Regions from separate parts of the Homo sapiens genome. Here region 2 is linked to region 1. A link is an interaction called in ENCODE POLR2A ChIA-PET data of the cell type or tissue named here. Cell type or tissue: Panc1. All regions are shown on one strand.

Region 1 (5,000 bases):
GTAAAGAATCTTCTAGAGGGAAACATTTGTGCTTTTAGGGATAATCTTCCTTGTGCCTCACTACATCCCTAAGTGGGTATGACTCTTGTTATTACCACATGCTTTTTTAGTATATTTCACAAATTTACTTTTAAATATTATTTTAGATACGGTGTAACATGTGCAATTCAGAATAATTTTATAACAGGTCATGAAAAACATAACTTTAGTTAGGATTCACAATATTTGTTCTCCACATAATGAGAGAATGAATGAGCCTTTGGAGATACTGATATAAGGCAATTATTTTTTGCAATGTTGAATGTGTTTTTTAGTTTGATTCTTTTTTTTTCCCCCAATAGGGCACTACCTGCCATATCATCTTGTATTACTTTTTGATGTAAAGCGACTAATATTTACACTATGCCATATTTTTTTTAATTATAGTTGTAAATTATGAAAGATCCTTGAATTTTCTACAGATCTACAACTACTAATGTAACAGACAAGGGCAATCTTGGTATTTAAATCTGAGCATGGCAGTTCTACCATAAAAAGTACTCTATTTTTCTAATTTCTAGGATTTTTAAAATAACATTTCTGTAAGTCTGACATACTAATAGTCACTCAAGCAGTACCATTTATTTTAGTTTGCATATATTTTCACTGTTTTTAATTTAATGTATTGAGTCTAATAGACTGTTTTGCAATAATTAGAATAAAGATTTATTTCTTCTAATCAAAGATGCATAACAGCTATTATCTAGGGGACCACCAAATGTGATTTCAAAATTTTGTTAACTATTACAAATGTAATCCTTATATAGAAATTTTAATTTTGTAAAGTAGTGTATAATATTGTAATATTAAATTCTTGTTCTTAAATTCAAATATGTATTGATCTTCAATGTGCTGTGTTAAATCTTGCTTCTCTGAAAAGTTGGAGACAAGATTTGTCTTCCTTTTTACAGTTTGTAATTTTCACTGTTTTATTCCTGTTAAAAAAAAAAAAAAGTCATTTGTAACCCATGCAGACCATTGTTTGATCTATGCTAACTTATCAACTTGGCTATTCAATAAAGTTAATTGAAAAGAGCTTATATATAGTGACTAGTTATTTAAAGTGATATGAGCCTGGTATGGTGGCCCACACCTGTAATCCCAGCAGTTTGGGAGGCCCAGGTGTAAGGATCACTTGAGGCCTGGAGTTGAAGACCTGTCTGGGCCAGGTGGCGAAAACTTGTCTCTACAAAATAGTTTTTAAAAGTAGGCTGGGCGTGGTGGCTCACGCCTGTAATCCTAGCACTTTGGGAGGCCAAGGCAGGTGGATCACCTGAGGTCAGGAGTTCGAGACCAGCCTGGCCAATATGGTGAAACCCCATTTCTACTAAAAGTACAAAAACTTAGCCAGGCATGGTGGCGCATGCCTGTAATCCCAGCTACTTGGGAGGCTGAGGCAGGAGAATCGCTTGAACCCTGGCCGAGGTTGCAGTGATCCCAGATCGTGCCATTGCACTCCAGCTTGGGGAACAAGAGCAAAACTCCATCTAAAAAAAAAAAAAAAAGTCCAGGTGTGGTGGCTCATGCCTGTAATCCCAAAACTTTGGGAGGCCGAGGCGGGCAGATCACCTGAGGTCAGGAGTTTGAGACCACCCTGGCCAATATGGTGAAACTCCGTTTCTACTAAAAATACAAAAATTAGCTGGGCATGGTGGCAGGTGCCTGTAATCCCAGCTACTTGGGAAGCTGAGGCATGAGATTTGCTTGAACTCGAGAGGCGGAGGTTGCAGGGAGCTGAGATCGCGCCACTGTATTCCGGCCTGGGCAACAGAGCGAGACTCCATCTCAAAAAAAAAAAAAGTGTAATCCCAGTAGAAAAAAGTGCTGTAATCCCAGCACTTTGGGAGGCCGAGATGGGAGGATCACAAGGTCAGGAGTTTGAGACCAGCCTGGCCGACATAGTGAAACCCCATCTCTACTAAAAATACAAAAAATTAGCTGGGCGTGGTGATGGGCACCTGTAATCCCAGCTACTTGGGAGGCTGAGGCAGGAGAATCGTTTGAACCTGGGAAGCAGAGGTTGCAGTGAGCCGAGATCGCGCCACTGTACTCCAGCCTGGGTGACAGTGTGAGACTCAGTCACAAAAAAAAAAAAAAAAAAAGGTGGCGGGGCATGGTGACTCACGCTTGTAGTCCCAGCTACTCAGGAGGCTGAGGCAGGGGGATCCCTTAACCCTAGGAGTGTGAAGCTGCAATGAACCATGATTGTGCCACTGCATTCCACCCAGGGCAAGAAAGCAAGACCCTGTCTCTTTAAGTAAAAAGTGACACGAACAACTTGCCAATTACTAAGTAGTGCTATGTTGTGCATCCAAATTATGTCAGTGAAAAAATTATTGCTGAAGATGCTTTAAATAGCCTATGTAGATGTCTGGGAGGTCATAAACTGAATTCTTGATGCTTGCTTCTCAAGGATAGCTGGGTTTGAAATTCTATATCAAAGGTTATTTTTCCATTGATAATGTTAAGATATTACTCCATTGTTTTCTGTACCCTTGTGTCATAAAAAGATAACTGGCCAGGCGCGGTGGCTCATGCCTGTAATCCCAGCACTTTGGGAAGCTGAGGCAGGTGGATCACCTGAGGTTGGGAGTTCAAGACCAGCCTGACCAACATGGAGAAACCCCATCTCTACTAAAAATACAAAATAAGCCGGGCGTGGTGGCGCATGCCTGTAATTTTTGTATTTTTAATAGAGACAGAGTTTCACCATGTTGACGAGGCTGGTCTCGAGCTCCTAGCCTCAAGTGATCCACCTGTCTTGGCTTTTATCCTTAATGTACTATAGTTTTATTACTGTTGGTTTGTTGTTGTTGTTGTTGTTTATTTTTTTGAGACAGAGTTTCACTCTTGTTGCCCAGGCTGGAGTGCAATGGCATGATCTCGGCTCACTGCAACCTCCACCTCCCGGGTTCAAGCAATTCTCCTGCCTCAGCCTCCCAAGTAGCTGGGATTACAGGCATGCAGCACCACACCTGGCTAATTTTGTATTTTTAGTAGAGACGGGGTTTCTCTATGTTGGTCAGGCTGGTCTCGAACTCCCGACCTCAGGTTATCCGCCCGCCTCGGCCTCCCAAAATGCTGGGATTACAGGCATAAGCCACCGCACCCAGCCTGTTGTTTATTTTTTTATCCTGCTTGTTATTCAGAGCACACTTTAAAGATTCTTGTCTACAATTCTGAAAAACTCCCAGCCATTTCCTTTTCAAATATTTGAAAACTGTTCTATAAAATTAATTCTTTCTGGAATAAATTTCTATTCCAACTTTTAACTCGGCTGGAAGAATTTAAGTGTTGTATTTCTTCATGTTCGTTGGAATATGGGTTTTCAGGCATATTTGAGGGGAAGTATTTTTATTTTTGTTTTAGTTCTTCTCTCTTTGTTTATGCCTACCTCTTATCTAAGGGTTTTATAATTGCCTTTTCCTGACCCCTTTTCCAGAACTAGGGCTCTTAGTGGTGCTTCTGGGCTCCTATTCTGTAATGATTTGGGGATATCATCATTGCAGTCACCTATAGTGGGAAGTGTAATTGTTGCCCTCCCTTCTGCCTTCTTTCTTTTAAAGCGGAAATCCAAGGCTGTGTAGGTCAATAGCGAGTTATGATTTGAACATTTTGGAGTGAGGACAGGCTTTAAACAGTTTGGTCTGGTCTTCCTTGTCTCATATAGAGCATGAATAATGCCTGTCACCCCATAAAATGTTCTCTTTCTCCTGCTTCTGGACCTGCAGCCCACCAGGCATCTGATTTCAACTCTACACTTCCTTGTGTTTCTGACTCTTTGATCTGCTGAGATGTTCCTCTCATGGTTTTGAATCAAGCAAGCTATCTTTTGTCTCCTTTTTTATTTTTAACTGTGTGTAGTAGAGGAATCCAAGCATCAACTTACTGCCATAATTGTAACCCCAAAAACTGGATTCTAATTTTATCACTTAATTATTGCTATTCAATCTGTTCAGCTTTGTATCTACAGTTTATTTTAAAAATTACTAATATTAGCCTACCTAAAAAAATACTAGGATCAAATACAAATCATATAAAAAAGTCACTGAAAATGCCAAGTTTTGACACTTGCTCTAAGAGAAAAATTTCTGCAAATATTCTGGTAAATTTAGTCTAGTACTAAAGTCTGGTACTCAGTGCTAGACTTGGGGCAAAGTGGTACTTTTTTTAAAAAAGGGAAGGGCCTGGCCGGGTGTGGTGGCTCATGCCTGTAATCTCAGCACTTTGGGAGACCGAGGCTGGCGCATCACAAGGTCAGGAGTTCAAGACCAGCCTGGCCAACATGGTTAAACCCCGTCTCTACTAAAGATACAAAAAATTAGCTGGGCATGGTGGCATGTGCCTGTAATTCCAGCTACTCGGGAGGCTGAGGCAGGAGAATCGCTTGAACCTGGGAGGTGGAGGTTGCAGTGAGCTAAGATAGTGCCATTGCACTCTAGCAGGGTGACAGGGCAAGACTCCGTCTCAAAAAAAAAAAAAAAAAAAAAAGGAAGGGCCTGCCCTTGTAAAGTCTATAGTGAGGGAGATAGAAATTAGTATGAATGTATGCACATCATTTATCAAAGAATCACATACCACTGAGATGTGCTAGGAAGGATAACTGAAACTACAGAAACCCCACCAGGAAAAGGTTCCCCAGACATTGGTAAGCACATAACATGAAATCTTGACACTTTAACTCTCACCTGACTTAAATGAGCCATCATATTTCAAAACATCTATCTAAAGAACTGAAACTTTCATCTGGCTTTTATAGGCTATCTCAAATGAAAAAATCTTTTGTTTACCCTGGGATTATATTTAGCCAACTTTGTTATTAAAGGAGAAGAGGGAAGAGACACGTTGTTACTTGTATGTTTAAGAGGTTAGACGCTTTTCTAGGTAGATACCCACAACCCTAAGTTATGTTTGTTTCCTTTAGACATTGACTACGACAAAAGGAGATTGGACCTCTCTGA
Region 2 (5,000 bases), 360 kb before region 1:
AGTGCCAGGTGCAGTGGCTCACACCTGTAATCTCAGTACTTTGGGAGGCTGAGGTGGGCAGATCACATGAAGCCAGGAGTTCTAAATCAGCCTGGGCAACATGGTGAAACCCCGTCTCTACTAAAAATACAAAAATTAGCTGGGCGTGGTCGTACGTGCCTGTAATCCCAGCTACTTGGAGGCTGAGGCATGAGAATTGCTTGAACCTGGGAGGCAGAGGTTGCAGTGAGCCAGGATCGTGCCACTGCACTCCAGCCTGGGCGACAGACAGAGTAAGACTGTCTCAGAACAATAACAACAACAATAACAAAAAGCCAATGAGAATAGTTAGGGTATCTCAAAATTATCTGCATAACAGTTGTTACAGTAAAACACATATTCAAGTTCATCTCTGTATTGTCACATACTGGTTAGTTTTCCAAAATGATTAAATAGAAAAAAAATAATCAATTTAAGTGCAACAGTTGAAGAAAGAGCAAGAGATACTGCCTTGGGGGAAAAAAATCTCCTAATCAGATTTTCATTCACAGTACACAATTGCCTTATCTATAGTATTATGTTTTAGGTCATCAGGACATGAACTGATATCTTTCACAAAATCATAACATCTTTACTGACTCACTTTTCATTGTCTAGAAATAGAGCTGTTCTATTTATTTATTTATTTGAGATGGAGTCTCGCTCTGCTGCCCAGGCTGGAGTGCAGTGGCGTGGTCTCGGCTCACTGAAACCTCCGCCTCCCGGGTTCAAGTGATTCTCCTGCCTCAGCCTCTTGTGTAGCTGGGATTACAGGCCCCTGCCACCATGGCCGGCTTTTTTTTTTTTTTTTTTTTTGAGACAGAGTCTCACTCTGTCGCCCAGACTGGAGTGCAGTGGCGCAATCTCAGCTCACTGCAACCTCCTCCTCCTGGGTTCAAGCAATTCTCCTACCTCAGCCTCCCGAGTAGCTGGGACTACAGGCACACACTGCCATGCCTGGCTAATTTTTTGTGTTTTAGTAGAGACAGGGTTTCACCATGTTGCCCAGGCTGGTCTCGAACTCCTGAGCTCAGGCAATCCGCCCGCCTCGGCCTCCCAAAGTGCTAGGATTACTGGCGTGAACCACCGCGCCCAGCGTAGAGCCATTCTAATAATCCACAGATGCCTAATATATTTCCTCAAATTAGGCCAGGCACAGTGGCTCATGCCTGTAATCCTAGCTCTTTCACAGGTCCAAGACAGGAAGATCGCTTAAGCCCAGGTGATGGAGGCTGCAGTGAGCTATGATCATGCCACTGCGCTGCAGCCTGGGCAACAGGGAGACTCCATTTCTTAAAAAAAAAAAAAAAAAAAAAGAGAGAGAAAGAAGGCAAATTGATCCATCATATCTCATATAGACTTACAAAGAAAGAAGAAAATATTATTTTTGTATCAGATAAAGCAAACAAGAACATCTGCTGCATATGAAACAGCTATACTATATCGTCAAGATCATAAACCTTAAAGGATGTAAATAGATTCCAATAAATAGAATACATACTTATTTAAATATTTTTAAAATCATTAATTTTCTACCCCAACCCTAAGGAATGTTAATGCTCCTTTCTCCACACTCCTCAGTTGTTTCTCCTGGGCTGAACTGTCACACCTACATAGGATTCTGTCTTCTTCCCTGATCTCTCCTGATATTGTTCCTCATTTCTAAAAGCCTACTGGTAATCTTTACTTAAATGTACTCCTGTCACCTCAAATTCAACATTTCCAAAATTGAAGTACTTCCCAAACCATGTCTCTTTTGAGTCTTTCGTATTTCTATCAATTGTATCAATCACTGAACCTCAGAGACCTTTGACTCCTTCTATAGTCTTTCTATAGTCTTCTACACTCTTTCATGTCTTTTTTTTTTTAGACAAGGTGTTGCTCTGTTGCCCAGGCTGGACTGCAATAGTGTGATCTCGGCTCACTGCAACCTCCTCCTCTTGGGTTCAAGCAATTCTTCTGCCTCAGCCTCCCGAATAGCTGGGATTACAGGCATGCACTACCATCCCCGGCTAATTTTTGTATTTTTAGTAGAGATGGGGGTTTCACTACATTGGCCAGGCTGGTCTCGAACTCCTGACCTCAGGTGATCTGCCTGCCTCAGCCTCCCAAAGTTCTGAGATTACAGGCGTGAGCCACAGCGCCCTTTTTTTTTTTCTTTTGAGATGGAGTCTCACTCTGACGCCCAGGCTAGAGTGCAGTGGCGTGATCTCGGCTCACTGCAACCTCCACCTTCTGGGTTTGAGCGATTGTCGTGCCTCAGCCTCCTAAGTAGCTGGGATTACAGGGGCGCGACACTATGCCTGGCTAATTTTTTTTTTTTTTTTCCTTTTCTTTTGAGACAGAGTCTTGCTCTGTCGCCCAGGCTGGAGTGCAGTGGCGCTGTCTTGGCTCACTGCAAGCTCCGCCTCCCGGGTTCACGCCATTCTCCTGCCTCAGCCTCCGCAGTAGCTGGGACCACAAGCACCCGCCACCTCGCCCGGCTAATTTTTTGTATTTTTTAGTAAAGACGGGGTTTCACCGCGTTAGCCAGGATGGTCTCGATCTCCTGACCTCGTGATCCACCCGCCTCAGCCTCCCAAAGCGCTGGGAGCGTGAGCCACCGCACCCGGCCTTAATTTTTTTTGTTTAATTTTTAGTAGAGACGGGGTTTCACTATGTTGTCCAGGACGGTCTTGAACCCCTGACCTCAGGTGATCCACCCGCCTCGGCCTCTCAAAGTGCTGGGATTACAAGCGTGAGCCACCGCACCCGGCCTCATGTCTTTTTTTTTTGTTTTTTACAATACAGCATGTTCTAACTTTACTTTTCATTCACATTGCTGCATTTTAGCAAGGGTCCTCAGACATTTTCCAAAATTCCTTAATTGAACTCCTAACAGACCTATTTTTACTCTTAGTCCTCCAATCTATTCTGCACAATAGTGGTAGATTAAAATTTACATTTCTTTACACTGAATTCAAAACCTTCACGACTTTCCACCTCTTACAAAATCAAGTTTTGACTCCTTAGCCTAAAAGACTTTAAAATCTACCTCCAATTTACTGTTCTAATATACCTCTTTCCAATTCTGCTCAGAAAACTCTACAGGCACATGTCTTTGCTCTTTGTCCTTTCCACTTTGCCCTTTATCCTTTGTCCTTCTTTAGTCTCTTTTGAGTTTATGTTGTTCCTCTAACCTAGAACACAACAGTTTCTCCCTCTTATCTAAACCCTCCACATCCTTCAAAGCCAAATTCATGTCCCATTTCCTCAAAAAAACTTTCCCTACCAGGGAAAGGACTTTGTGTTGATTCCTTGGCATTTATTATGAGCCACTTTTTATTCAGTATGATTTTCATATACTCTCCTTTCTGATTAAATTATAGAAGTCTTTAAGGGCAGGAACTATCTTTTACCTCCTTATAGTCTCAGTACCTAGCACCATGCCTTGCACATAGCAGAAATTTTTATTAAGTATTATACTTGAATATTTCTGAATAATTATTAAACAATATTGGTGTAGCTTTTGTTACATACCCCAAAACACATATATCTTGTATCACTATAAAATTACAAAATGTAGATAAGATAGAGTATTACACTTGTTTCTCCATAATATGAATCAGTACGTGTGAACTAAAATATTTTATGCAATTTTTTATTCCATAACAATTTTTTCTTTTGACTTAGATGATTAAGGCAAAAGAAGCAAACCTTTAGAAACTTTATTTCTCTCATCGCAATTTTGTTGACAGATTGTTCTGGTCTCTCATAAAATATCTTAATGGCCACTATCTGCCCAGTATTCTTATGTTTACATTTCATGACTGTTCCGTAACTTCCCTCTCCCACTTTTCCAAGGGTTTCATACATCTCCATTTTCAAGCTGGGCTTTTACTACTTTATAGAAATAAAGAAAGAAAATGGAAAATGTTAAACGTTTATACTTTTATTTATTAAAACTAGATAATGCATATCCACAATAAACCCACAGTCTCAAATATAGAGACATTAAAAAAAAAAAAGGAATCTTTTCCACTGAGCCTTTTTGTCTTTGGGAACTAAAGACAGCTTGAGTAAGGTGTCCTTCTGAGGCTCCACCTCTCACCAGAACTTAGGGGTACTCCTGCTGTCTCGGTCATGCCCATCAACACTGAGACTACCACACTATAAGTCACCATCCATCAAGCATGGGGTCCCTACACTTCCTGTCATGTTCCTGTCAAATAATAGGTTCCCGCACTACTGCAGTCGCCCACTTATCAGGCCCAAGGTCCTAAAAAAAGCCTGGTCTCGCCCGCAACTCAAACCACACGTCTTAGGATGCCGGACCGGCGTCACGCCCCACGTCCCGCTGTTGACTTTATCCAAACAGCCGCCGCCGCCTCAGCCCATTCTGTGGTCCCGCTGGTCTGGCTCTGCGTAGTTCCAGTGGAGCCACCGAACACTGATACTACTTTGTTGCTCAGCCCCGCAAGGAACCGGCCACTTGCCACCATGGAAACGCCGGCGGAGTTGCTGCGTTCTAGACTCGTGCGCAAGACCGGAACATGGGCAGGGTCCCGACCCGGAAGGGGAAGTGGGAAGAAACGGAAACCTACTCTGGGTAGGCGCAAGGTGGAAGAGTGCTGTGCTTGGGAATGGGGGAGGGGAGTACAGATTGCTGTCGCAGCTGAGCCTCCTCACAAGGTTGCTTTTGAATGTGGATAGGAAGGATCTGCATCTTTTTTTTTTTTTTTTTTTTTTTTGAGATAGTCTAGCTCTGTCGCCCAGGCTGGACTGCAGTGTCGCTGATCTTGGCTCACTGCAACCTCCTCCTTCCAGGTTTAAGTGATTTTCCTGCCTCAGCCTCCCGAGTAGCTGGGATTACAGGCGTGTGCCACCACGCCCGGATAATTTTGTATTTTTAGTAGAGACGGGGTTTCTACCATGTTGGCCAGGCTGGTCTCGAACTCCCAACATCAGGTGATCCGCCTGCCTCGGCCTCCCAAAGTGCTGGG

Evidence for each region. ChIA-PET counts read pairs that join two places held together with the same protein. Peaks named below come from ENCODE experiments on the same cell type or tissue, not always from the same donor. Only the 100,000 strongest peaks of a DNase experiment are listed, where the experiment ranks them.
Region 2: POLR2A ChIA-PET joins it to region 1 with 8 read pairs; 8 of 35 experiments call an interaction of 5 or more read pairs at or near these places.

The regions. Positions count from the first base shown.
Region 1 is chr5:134,726,831-134,731,830 of GRCh38, forward strand. SEC24A (SEC24 homolog A, COPII component) reads left to right here. Exons shown (of 23, transcript NM_021982.3): 23 at 1-1,079. Among named protein-coding and RNA genes, the nearest start is that of CAMLG, 9.2 kb to the right of the region's middle. RefSeq lists a silencer at 1,920-2,087. In Panc1, no CTCF peak of the experiment used is centred here; no DNase peak of the experiment used is centred here.
Region 2 is chr5:134,362,645-134,367,644 of GRCh38, forward strand. CDKL3 (cyclin dependent kinase like 3) reads right to left here and starts at 4,527. Exons shown (of 13, transcript NM_001113575.2): 1 at 4,333-4,527; 2 at 3,715-3,900. The coding sequence starts at 3,879. In Panc1, no CTCF peak of the experiment used is centred here; a DNase peak (open chromatin) is centred at 4,567; H3K4me3 peaks cover 1,348 bases; H3K27ac peaks cover 1,515 bases.